Linked DNA regions of Homo sapiens: region 1 is linked to region 2. The links are chromatin contacts, found by Hi-C or POLR2A ChIA-PET in ENCODE. All regions are on one chromosome and are shown on one strand. Each heading gives the region's core, a stretch centred on a gene start or an enhancer-like site at or near the end of the contact. The rest is flanking DNA. Distances are from core to core; before and after follow the strand shown. Region 1 holds the start of ADAMTS10 (ADAM metallopeptidase with thrombospondin type 1 motif 10). Region 2 holds the start of ZNF414 (zinc finger protein 414).

Region 1 (5,710 bases), core at 184-2,683, 97 kb after region 2:
AGCCCCTCCTCCCCGAAGGCAGGAGGGAGGTGGCCAGCGTGGGGGAGGGTGCCAGGCCTGGAGGAGGAAATGCCTCCGGGAAATGGAAATGGCTTAGAAACAGAGGCTCTGTCCCATCCCATCCCATCCCGGGGATCCTGAAGGGACCCTAAGCTCCACACCCAAACCTCTCCGGCCAGGCTGCGGGGACAGGGCCGACGGAAGGTCCCCCGTGGAGGCCAAGGCCGCGTCTCCCCAGGCAGAGGCCCCAGCCTGCCGGCCTCCTCCCGGCTGCACATCTGGCCGGGCCGGCAGGAGGCAGTCCCTGCCGGAGAGCAGACAAAGGCCCAGCCGGGGCCTGCGGGAGGAGGGGGCCGGCGCCCGGGCTGGTCCCCCACAACCGGCCGCTAATTAAAGGCCCTGAGCCCGACCGCTGGAGACACCCTGAGACAGACGGCTGTGGCCTCACTGACCAACTCAGGGGAAGTGGGCGGCGCCACTCCCACACCCAGACACACAAACACACACTGGCAGCGACACACACCCCGCGCAACCAGAGACCGGCGCTCGGGCACTGTAGACCCACAAAAGACGCAGGACGCCTCCACCGCAGACACACACGCCGACAGGCTCAGTGCACACTCACACACCCGGAGACAAACACATGGAGACACACAACCACACACTCCCAGACATGTGTAAACACACACTCATTTACACGCGCACACACGGGACAAGACAGAGAAACACGCGGACACACAAATACACGCACCCGGGGCCTACACAAACAGAAACACACACATACATACACAGACAACCCAAGGAGACAGACACACAGGCCTACACGCTGACACATACACACTCATTTGCATGCTCACACCAAACCAGAGACAAACTCACAAGTCCCACAGACCTAGACACCCCCCCACACCAGACACACACACACAGGTATTTACACACTCATCACGGTCAGAGACAAACGCACACATGCTTGGGGACACACACACAAACCCAGACACACACACACTCGCCTCCAGATCTGCGCGCACATAGCAAACCCCTATGCGCACACACTGTCCAAACACACAGACACACAAGAGACTCATCCCCAGGCACTGACACACACATGTAATGCACAACCACTCTGCCCCTACGTGGACGGACACACACACACACACACACACACAGCGCAAACAAACCCACGGCAACCCCGGGCGTGATCAGTGGCGCGCGCACTTGCGGACCTCAGGCACCGACCGGAGTCGCACAGCGGGATGCCCTCCCCCATCCAGGGCACCACAGCCCCACGCCCTCACAGCCCGATGCGGACACACAAAGTCCCACTGAATCACGCACCCCCGGGCCCCCCGCCCGCGCCGCTACCTGCGCCGCGCCCGGGGCCTCCGCGCCGTCGCCGCCGCTGTCTCGCCGCCCCGCGCGCGCAGGAAGGGAGGGAGCGAGCGAGCGCGGCGGCGTGGCCAGGGGAGGGGGCGCGGGGAAGGCACTTCCTGAGCCGCCTGCCAGGGTTATAAAAAAACCCCCAAACTGCGCGCGGCCAGAAACCCCGCCCGCCTGCCGCCGCCCGGCCTGGGCCGCGGGCTGGACCCCAGCCAGGGACCCGGGAACTCGGGCCGCCCCGCCCGGGACCAGCGCCCCCGCCGCGTGGGAGGGGGCTGGGGAACCGCGGGGGGCGGGGAGGGGACGAAGCGGGAGAAATCGAGTGGCGGCGGGGAGAATGGGTGGGGGAGGGGAGAAAGAATCAGGTGGGGGATGGGGATGGAGGCAGAATTGGGTGGGTGGGGGTTCGGGGAAAGGGAGGAAGAGAAGGGAGAGGTTGGGGGAGGGGGAAGTTTGAATGGGAAGGGGTAGGGGGAGATGGAGGCCTGGAGGAAGGGGCTGAGTGAGGTGGGGGGAGGTGGGGGCCTGGAGGAAGGGCTGAGTGGGGTGGGGGGAAGTGGGGGCCTGGAGGAGGGGCTGAGTGGGGTGGGGGGAGGTGGGGGCCTGGAGGAAGGGGCTGAGTGGGGTGGGGGGAGGTGGGGCCCTTGAGGAGGGGCTGAGTGGGGTTGGGGGAGGTGGGGCCCTGGAGGAGGGGCTGAGTGGGTTGGGGGGAGGTGGGGGCCTGGAGGAAGGGGCTGAGTTGGGTTGGGGGCCACGGGAAGGAATGGAGGGGGGTAAGGAATGGGGCTGGAGGGGGGATGGGAGCATGAGATGCTGGGGTTGGGGAGGGGAGAGCCCACTTCCTCGCCAGCCTCTGCGGCATCAACAACAGCTGTTATTTATTGAGGGCTGGGCCTGGCTCAAACAAGCATTTATTGGGCGCCTCCCGTGTGCCAGGCACGGTGCCCGGGGCGGGAAATAAGTCCCAGCTCGGCCCCGCCCTCTCCGAGCTCTCAGGGGGGTTTGATCGGTCCTGGGCCTGGCCTTGGTCTCTGTGCCTTAACTCCTTTGCGGTGACGTAGGCTCAGCTGGTCCCATTTCACAGATGAGGAAACTGAGGCCACAGAGATGGGGAGAGTGAAAATTCTGTTGGAACCGGAGCCCTCTTGGTCTTGGTCACTCTGGGTCTCGCTCCATAAAATGAACGAATGCGTGAATGAGGAGGACCTGGATGGTTGGGGCAGGGCTGGGATTTGAATCCCAGGCGCCTGGTACAGTGCCTGGTTCCAGGGAAGGGCGGTGACCCCCAGGCCTCACAATTGCAGGCATTTCCCAGGAACGCCCCCCCCCAGGGAGCTGGCCAGAGCCTTGGCCTTGGCTTTGTCTGAGTCTGGGTTTACTCATCCACACAGTGGGGGTAATAACAGCCTTCCCAGGGCTGGAGTAGGGGGTGGAGGAGGGGTTTCATTCTGCAGCAAAGATTTGTTGTTATGTGCTGGGTTCCAGGGACACAGCTGAGACCAGGAGGGCAGCTTCCCAACTCGGAATTTTTCCTTTTGAACTTGGAATGACCTGTCATTACTCACGCATACAGCAGGTGCTGCATAAATACCAGACTCCTGGAGTTCCCACCACACTACCTTACCCCAACCTCCTGGGACTCCAGGCTAGACCAGAGGTGCAGCCCCCACCCTCCTGTTTGCTCCCCACACTCCCTCCTTCCCACCAGGGCCTCTCGGGCCCCCATTTGAGGAACGAGTCTAAGTCAGCCATTTCTGGCCTCTGTTAGCTGTTCTTCTACTACCTATGGGGCCCTCTTTCTCCATCAAAGAGGTGGTGGCTTCCTTTCTTTGCTGTAGATACTAAAGGCTCCCACTGTTAGCCTAGTGACTGGTCCAGCCACCTGTCCCTACTTTTTTTTTTTTTTTTTTTTTGAGATGGAGTCTTGCTGTGTTGCCCAGGCTGGAGTGTGGTGGTGTGATCCTGGCTCACTGCAACCTCCGCCTCCCGGGTTCAAGCAATTCTCCAGCCCCAGCCTCCCGAGTAGCTGGGTTTACAGGCACCTGCCACCATGCTCGGCTAATTGTATTTTTAGTAGAGATGGGGTTTTACCATGTTGGCCAGGCCAGTCTTGAACTCCTGACCTCAAGTGATCCGACCACCTTGACCTCCCAAAGTGCTTGGATTACAGGCGTGAGCCACTGCACCCAGCCCACCTGTCCCTCCTCTTAAGGATGGGTGGTTTCCAGACCGCACTGGGAATTTCAGGGTTGCTTTGAGCCAGGCGCTCCTAGGTTCTGGCACTCCTAGGTTCTGGCACTCCTAGCTGTGAAACCTCTCATTATAATTACTCTGTGAAACTTTGACAGTTCTACACCCACTACTTCCCACCACAGCCCCAGACTTCACTGGGGTGGGGGGGTCTCTTTATTTCCTCAAGGGCGTGTGGCCCTCTAGGGCCTGGCCGATTGTTTAGGGGATGCACCTTCCCCACCTGAAGCCTCCAGTGAGCTGTGTTGAGGCATTTGTGATGAGTCTTGGGAAACAAACTTTTGTGTCTTTTTCTTTTTCCTTTTTTTTTTTTTTTTTTTTTGAGATGCAGTCTCGCTCTGTTGCTCAGGCTGGAGTGCAATGGCGCGATCTCGGCTGACCACAACCTCTGCCTCCTGGGTTCAAGCAATTCTCCTGCCTCCGCCTCCCGAGTAGCTGGGACTACAGGCACGTGCCACCACGCCTGGCTAATTTTTGTATTTTTAGGAGAGATGGGGTTTCACTATCCTTGGCCAGGCTGGTCTCAAACTCCTGACCTCGTGATCTGCCTGCCTCGGCCTCCCAAAGTGCTGGGATTACAGGTGTGAGCCACCACACCCGGCCCTTTTCTGTCTTTTTCTTTTGAGACAAGATCTTGCTCTGTTGCCCAGGCTAGAGTGAGGTGGTATGATGATAGCACACTGCAGCCTCGAACTCCTGAGCTCAGATGATCCTTCTGCCTCAGCTTCCTGAGTATCTGGGACCACACATGTGAGCCACCATGCCCGATTAAGTTCTTTTTTTTTTTTTTTTTTTGAGACAGAGTCTTGCTCTGTCGCCCAGGCTGGAGTGCAGTGGCGCGATCTCGGCTCACTGCAACTTCCACCTCCCGGATTCAAGCGATTCTCCTGCCTCAGCCTCCCAAGTAGCTGGGATTACAGGCATGAGCCACCCACGCCCGGCTAATTTTTGTATTTTTAGTAGAGATGGGGCTTTGCCATGTTGGCCAGGCTGGTCTTGAACTCCTGGCCTTAAGTGATCCGCCCACCTCAGCCTTCTAAAGTGTTGGGATTACAGGTGTGAGCCACTGTGCCTGGCCTCAAATTGTAGAGACAGGGTCTCTCTCTGTTGTCCAGGTTGGTCTTGAACTCCTGGCCTCAAGCAATCTCCCTGCCCCGGCTTCCCAAACTGCTGGGATTTACAGCTGTGAGCCAACAAGTCTGGCCTGACTTCTGTGTCTTGAGTGGGATGGATTTGAAGCTGAGTCCCTATCTTAGACAACAGAGGGAGGCCTCTTATAAGAATGAAGCCAGCTGGGAATGTGGGTTCACTCCTGTAATCCCAGCACTTTGGGAGGCCAAGGCAGGTGGATCGCTTGAGCTCAGGAGTTCGAGACCAGCCTGGACAACATGGCAAGAGCCCATCTCTATTAAAAAATACAGAGAAATAGCCAGGGCGTAGTGGTGCATGCCTGTGGTCCCAGCTACTCGGGAGGCTGAGGTGGGAGGCTTGAGTCCAGGAGGTGGAGGTTGCAGTGAGCTGAGATTGGGCCACTGCACTTCTGCCTGGGTGATGGAGTGAGACTCTTTCTAAAAAAAAAGAGAAAAAAAAAGTTAAGTAAATAAATAAAATAAAAATAAAAAATGAACGAAGTCACCAGATGGAGCAGATGGAGGAGAGTAATGGCCTTGGGGCCATCATCATTTGAGCCCTGAGCAAGCTGTTCCTGAAGCCCATAGATGGGCTTTAATCCAGTCACACTCTTTATTGAGCACTATATTGTATCAGGTGCTGATCCAGGTACTGGGGACATGGCAGGAACAACAATCTCCATCCCACAAAGGTCACCGTCCTGCCTCAAGGCCTTTGCACTTGCTGTTCCCTGTGCCTGGAACACCCTCCCTCCCCAACCCCCTTATTCCATGGCCAGCTCTGTTTTGTCTTTGCAAATTTTTTTTTGTTTTTGAAACAGAGTCTTGATCTGTCACCCAGGCTGGAGTGCAGTGGCGTGATCTGTGGAGTGCAGTGGCACGATCTCAGCTCACTGCAACCTCTGCCTTCTGGGTTCAAGCGATTCTCCTGCCTCAGCCTCTTGAGTAGCTGG
Region 2 (6,474 bases), core at 2,912-5,411:
GGAGACCGGGCGTGGTGGCTCACGCCTGTAATTCCAGCACTTTGGGAGTCTAAGGCGGGCGGATCATGAGGTCAGGAGATCGAGACCATCCTGGCTAACGCGGTGAAACTCCATCTCTATTAAAAATACAAAAAATTAGCCGGGCATAGTGGTGGGCACCTGTAATCCCAGCTACTTGGGAGGCTGAAGCAGGAGAATGGCGTGAACCCAGGAGGTGGAGCTTGCAGTGAGAGGAGATTGTGCCACTGCACTCCGGCCTGGGAGACAGAGCAAGACTGTCTCAAAAAAGAAAAAAAAAAAAAGAAAAAAAAAAAAAAAGAAAACTGGAGAGTCCCCATCCCATTTGGTTTCTGGACAAGGGAGAACGCTGCCACAGTGGGTACTGGGGACCTCAACCACAGCTGGAGGTGGGGACCTGGGTCCCAGGATTGGGGTGATGGGAAGACAGGACACAGGTGGGCTGTGAGGCCTGCACCTGTGGACCCAGGTGGTCCTCCCAAGATGTGATCAATCCATGACTGCTGGGCTCGAGCCCACTATGCTTTGGATGGACAAGGGATGGGAACACAGCATAGGCTGGCTCATGGCGCCTTCTTTATTGTCCACCCCAGCCCCCCTTCCCTGCAGCCCCCTCCAAATGACAAAACTACCCACATCCCATGGCCCACCCCCAAAGCGGCGGGATTCAGAGCTGCGAGAACACTGGAAGCTCCCCCTCTGACAGCAGCGGCGACACCTTGGGTGCAAGCGGGGCCGGATCTGGGTGGGGCAGAGGAGGGGGGCGCCTGAGCCTCAGCGCCTTGGGCCCCCGCCCCCCTCTCCACCCGCGCATTCCTCGGCCTTACCCGCGGGGGCGTCGGGGCGCGGCGGCCCGGCCGCGGGGGCCGCGGGGGCGCCGGGGCGGTGGTCCTCCAGGTGCAGGGTCATGGCGGGCCGCGAGGCCGTGGAGAAGGCGCACTGCATGCACGAGTAGCGGCCGCGTGTGTGCTCCCACACGATGCGGCTCGGGGCCGCGTGCCCTGCGGGCAGGCGGGACCCCGTCAGTCCCGGGCTCCCCCAGCCCAGAAGACCCGTGCGCCAAGGATGGAGGACGCCGGCGAGGGTGGGTGGGACTTTTTCCCGCCCCCCATCAGCTTCCGGGCGCCTAGTTCAGTTTCTCCCGGGTCTGTCTGCCCCTAGAGTTGGGGGCACCCAACTTGGCTTCTCCGCGTCCCCTACTATCATCCCCAGATTCACTGTTGGGGAGAAGCCCGCTCCGAGGTGAACGGTGAAAGGGGCGCAAGGTTTATACGGGAACGCCGGCGCAGATGAAGGCGCAGGTGCCAGTCATTTTTAAGGCAAAAATCCTGTATTTCGGGACGGTGGCATTTGTGCCCCCTGGGAAGGGGATGAGCACTGCTGCCTCCTGGTATCCACCAGACCCCGCAGGGCGCAGGAAAGAAAGCCCCTCCACCCCTCCCTGGTGGTCACCTGCACGCACCTGAGGGCGCGTCGGAGCCGCCCTGGGGTCTTCGGGGGCTGCTGCCAGCACCTGCGGTAAAGGGGCGGGTCAAGTTCAGAGTCAGGGCGAGCCCAGCCAGCCCTCCTGGAGGCCCCCGACCCCACACTCACCTTGGCTCTTTTTCCAGACGGCGGCGCTGGAAGCCGGCGGCCCGGGTGCAGCGGCCAGGAAGGGGCGCAGGCGCGGGGGGCTTAGGCCAAAGGGCGCAGGGTTCAAGTAGGGCAGGAACGGTCCGGTGGGGGCAGGGGCGGGGGTCGTGAAGGGTTCCAGCAGCGGGAACGGCAGGCCCGGCGCTGATGCGGGGTCAACCTCCGGGGGGCGCTCCGGCGCGGGCGGCTCTCGGTCCAGGGCCGGGGGTGGCGGCGGGGCTGGGCTCTGCGCATGCTCCGCGCAAACATGCAGGTGCTTGAAGAGCGAGCGGTGCGTGCGGAAGCGCAGGAGGCAGTTCTCACACCTGGAGGTGGGCAGAGGGCTGGGCTGGGCTGGGCCTCCAGGGGCACCAGGGAGAGTGTCCTGTGCAATGCCACCCGCCCTTCGAGCGTGGGAACGGAGCCTGGGCACTAATCACCTCCCCGCTCCTGTACAACTGTGGCAGCGACCCTTCCTGACCACTTCGGGTGGGAACCTGGGGAAACCCGGAAAGAAGTCTCAATTTTAAGTTAGGCGGCCGGTTTTCCACTTGGGAGGTAAAGCCTGGCTGGGTGGGGCCACGCCCACGTATGCCCCGCCCCATCCAGGGAGTTGAGGGCGGGGCTTCCCCAAAGGCCCACCCACATCAAGTCCCGCCCTCCAACACCCTGACCAGGAAGGGAGGAAGGCCTGGAGCCCACACATAGGGTGAGGCTAGGGCAGGGCGGAGCTCAAGAGGTCAGGGTCTCACTTGAAGTAGCGATTGGGTTTGTAGTGCAGTTTGCTGTGAGCCACCAGCTCCTGCATGCTGGGGAAGGTCTCGGTGCAGCTCAGGGCTGAGCAGCGGAAGAGCTTGCCTGGTAGGGATGAAGGACAGAGAAGTGGAGACAGGTGGCCAAGGCTGGCTCCGAGGGGCTCCGCCTGTTTCCCACCCTAACCTGCCTCCCCATTACCAGTCCTGGCCCTACCTTCCAGGGACTGTGTGGGCGGGCAGTGGGTTCGCAGATGCTGTGCCAGGTCACGGACGCTGGGAAAACTGAGGCAGCAGCCAGGGCTGGAGCAAGGGATTTGCTTCCCTGCAGGACGCACAGAACAGTGGTCACTGGTCCCTTCCTCACTAGTGCTGTCCCTGACCCCAGGGTTCTGCCCCAGAGAAGCAAATATGATGTGCTGGGGCCTTTACTCTCTGCCTACCACAACAGACTGGTCTGCCACAGTGCAGGGGCTGGACTGGCCAGGCTCACCATTGGAGCCACAGCCTGGCATCCACCGGCTGCTCCGTAAAATGATGAGTGGCATCCCTCTAGAAAGGCCCTGAGGTTAGAGATTCTCTACGTCTCGCTTCTATTGTTTCAGGGACTGTGATTCCCCAGAAGACCCCATCACAGATCACCTGGAGGTGGGCGTCGTCTGGGAGGCCGCAGGTCCTCGCTGGTCCCGGAGACTATGCTGGTCAGGCCAGGGCTGGGTCCGGGGCCAGGCTGGCAGCTGTCTGGGGCTGGGGAGGAGCCCTGCTGCATCCCTCCAGCCCCTCCACGTTCCCACACTGGCGGTGTGGCTGCCTGCTCAGGGCCTGGCTCCTCCGACATGGAGGAGGAAGGGGCTGCAGCTGGCACAGCCGGGGACAACACCTCCTTGTCGGTCTCACTGGAGCTGGGCTCTGCAGTGGCCAGCATGTCTGGGATGGGCCCTGAGGGTTTCTCCTCCTGGTGGAAGGAAGAGGCGGAGAGAACCCTTCTGGGCTCTGGGTCAACCCAGTCGGCCCCCATCCTAAGGAATCACCAGCAGGAGAGGATAGGGGAATACGTAAGGGTGGACTAAGCTCTTTTTTTCTTTTTATAAAGATGGGGTCTCGCCATGTTGCCCTCACTGGTCTTGAACCCCTGGTCTCAAGTGATCCTCCTGCCTCAGCCTCCCAAAGTGCTGGGATTAGAGTCGTCAGCCACTGCACTGGCCCGGATTGAGCTCCTTATGCATACGGGAGAAACATCTGCTCTCCTCAACTAGGATAGGTGGGAGCCCCAGTATGCACACAAGCGTGGCCTAGAGGGAGTGGGCGGGGCCAAGGCTACGGAGGCGGGGCTATGGGCAGGCATGGACTGGGAAGATGCTAGAGGAGCTAGACATGGATTGTCTGAGGACCGAGACCGGCCGGCCTCGAGCAGTGTGGACAATCTTGGAGGTGCTGGGGGCCCGGATGTAAGAAGTTTAGGGGCGGAGTCCTAGCCTGACGGGCGTGGTCCATTCCGGGCCGGGCCCGGAAGTAGGGCGCTCTCCGAGTGACAGCCAGCGGCGGACGGGTGCCCGGATGTGGGGGCGGGGTCGGCCGGAGGCTGTAGGCGCGACAGGGCCGCTCCCCGCCAGTCCCCGCAGCTCCGCCGCGCCCGCGACCCCGGTGCCGCGCTCACCATCTTCGACACGGCTCGGCCTCTTGTTTCTGCGGCTCCGGCGGCTGCAGCTTAGGCGGCGGCCACCCTCTGGGCAGTGCGAGTTCGCGCTCACGTCAGCGCCATTTTCCACCTCTCAGCTCTCGCGAGACTGGGGGCGGGGCCTGCGCAGGGCGCTCGGAGAGGGGGCGGGGCCTGAGGGCAGAGTCACCCTGGAGCTCAGGTCGGACGCTGGTGCAATCTTGCTATCTATCCCCGGGCAGTCAGCGCGCACTTCAGCAGACTCCGTGCACGGAGATCCGGGATGACCTCGCTGTCCTAGTCTTCAAAGTGGGCACCTTCATCCCTCTAGTCTTGTCCCAAGATCAGCCCTGGACAGGCGATAAACAGCAGTTCTTTCTTTATATTTTTTATTTTTTTTTGAGACAGAGTTTCGCTCTTGTTGCTCAGGCTGGAGTTTAATGGCGCGATCTCGGCTCACTGCAACCTCCGCCTCCTGGGTTCAAGCGATTCTTCTGCCTCAGCCTCCCAAGTGGCTGGGATTACGGGCGCCCACCACCACGTCTGGCTAATTTTTTGTATTTTTAGTAGAGACTGGGTTTTACCATGTTGTCCAGGCTGGTCGTCACCTCCTGACCTCAGGTGATCCACCCGCCTCGGCCTCCCAAAGTACTGGGATTACAGGCGTGAGCCACCGCGCCCGGCCAGTTCTTTATTTTTTATAGTGTTGAGACAGGGTCTTGCTCTGTCGCCCAGGCTGGAGTGCAGTGATGCGATCATAGCTCGCTACAGCCTTGACCTCCTGGGTTCAGGCGATCCTCCCATCTCAGCCTCCCGAGTAGCTGGGATTACTGGCGTGTGCCACCATGCCCAGCTAATTTTTAAATTCTTTTTAGAGACAGGGTCTCTCTGTGTGTTGCCCAGGCCGGTCTCAAACTCCTGGGCTCAAGCGATCCTCCCGCCTTGGCCTCCCAAATGTTAGGATTGCAGGCGTGAGCCACCTCGCCTCCCCTTGCACTCACATTTTAAAATGGGGAAACAGCATCGCTCGAGCCAGGGACGTCGAGGCTGCAGTGAGCGTGATGGCACCACTGCACTCCTGCCTGGTCGAAAAAGCGAGACCCCCATCTCTAAAAGTTAAATAAAAATGGGGAAATAGTAAATCAACAAGTGCAAAAACAATCTTTTGTCCTATTCAGAGCAATGAAGGAAACAATGAAATGTCGAAGTGATGGGTCAGGGAAGCCACTCTGAGGAGGTGACTTCGGAGCTGTCTCCAGATGATCAAGGAGTGAGCTGGTGGAAAGCCCGAGGAGCAGGGGGCTCTACCGGATAGCTGGTGGTGATGTCCTGGAGTGGGGCAGGACGGGCTTATTTTGGTCAAAGAGCAGCGAGGTGGCCAGGGCACCACTGGAGCAGAGTGGAGGCGGGGTGTGGAGGTCAGAAAGCGAATATGGTGCGCGGCAGGTCACGCAGGGCCATGGGAGTGGTGCAGAGAGAGGAGTGTGGTTTATGTTGTAACCACTGATGAATTTTTAGCAGGGGGAGGCGCATCATCTGATTCCTGGCAGTCACTTGGAGTAGGATGGGCTGTTGAGAGGGCGGTAAGGTAGATCTAACATCTTAGATCTCTCTGCTGCCATATCATCTAAGATGAGATCATCTTAGATCTCATCATGCTGCCATTCAAGAGGTATTCGTTGAGTTCTAGGCAACTGTAGGGTTTTTTTTGTTTTGTTTTGTTTTTTTTGGACGACATCTTGCACTGCACCCAGGCTGGAGTGCAGTGGCGCGATCTCAGCTCACTGCAACCTCCGCCTCCTGGGTTCAAGCGATTCTCCTGCCTCAGCCTCCCAAGTAACAGGGATTACAGGCATGTGCCACCATGCCAGGCTAATTTTGTATTTTCAGTAGAGATGGGGTTTCTCCATGTTGGTCAGGCTGGTCTCAACTCCCGACCTCAGGTGATCCGCCTGCCTCAGCCTCCCAAAGTGTTGGGATTACAGGCATGAGCCACTGCACCTGGCCACAATTGTAGGTTTTATGTGCAGTGTATTTCCATCTGCAAAGCAAGTTGTACCTATGCACTTTTTTTTTTTTTTTTTGAGACAGAGTCTCACTCTGTCCCCCAGGCCGCAGTGCAGTGGCATGATCTTGCAAGCTCCGCCTCCTGGGTTCAAGCAATTCTCGTACCTCAGCCTCCCAAGTAGCTGGGACTACAGGCTTGTGCCACCACGCTCAGCTAATTTTTTTTGTATTTTTAGTAGAGACGGGGTTTTGCCATGTTGGCTAGGCTAGTCTTGAACTCTTGGCCTCAGAGATCCACCTGCCTTGGGCTTACAAAGTACTGGGATTACAGGCATGAGCCACTGCATCCGGCTTTTTTGTTTGTTTTTTTGAGACACAGTCACACTCTGTTGCTTAGGCTAGAGTGCAGTGATGTGATCACAGCTCACT

What was found. A loop is a pair of places that touch in the nucleus more often than their neighbours do. ChIA-PET counts read pairs that join two places held with the same protein, here RNA polymerase II (POLR2A). Pooled maps may share reads with other maps.
Region 1: a loop to region 2 is called in a pooled map, with 2.8 times the contacts of the local background. The contact joins the promoter of ADAMTS10 here to the promoter of ZNF414 in region 2. A Hi-C loop is called at or near these places in 6 of 50 pooled maps. POLR2A ChIA-PET finds 5 or more read pairs at or near these places in 7 of 52 experiments (IMR-90, WTC11, activated T-cell and 3 more).

Annotation. Positions count from the first base shown.
Region 1 is chr19:8,609,282-8,614,991 of GRCh38, forward strand. ADAMTS10 (ADAM metallopeptidase with thrombospondin type 1 motif 10) reads right to left here and starts at 1,434. Exons shown (of 26, transcript NM_030957.4): 1 at 1,363-1,434. RefSeq lists a silencer at 332-754.
Region 2 is chr19:8,510,006-8,516,479 of GRCh38, forward strand. ZNF414 (zinc finger protein 414) reads right to left here and starts at 4,162. Exons shown (of 8, transcript NM_001146175.2): 1 at 4,039-4,162; 2 at 3,024-3,336; 3 at 2,599-2,706; 4 at 2,382-2,487; 5 at 1,612-1,955; 6 at 1,481-1,531; 7 at 846-1,019; 8 at 1-759. The coding sequence starts at 4,041. The coding sequence ends at 686. RefSeq lists an enhancer at 1,394-2,284 and a silencer at 3,863-4,172.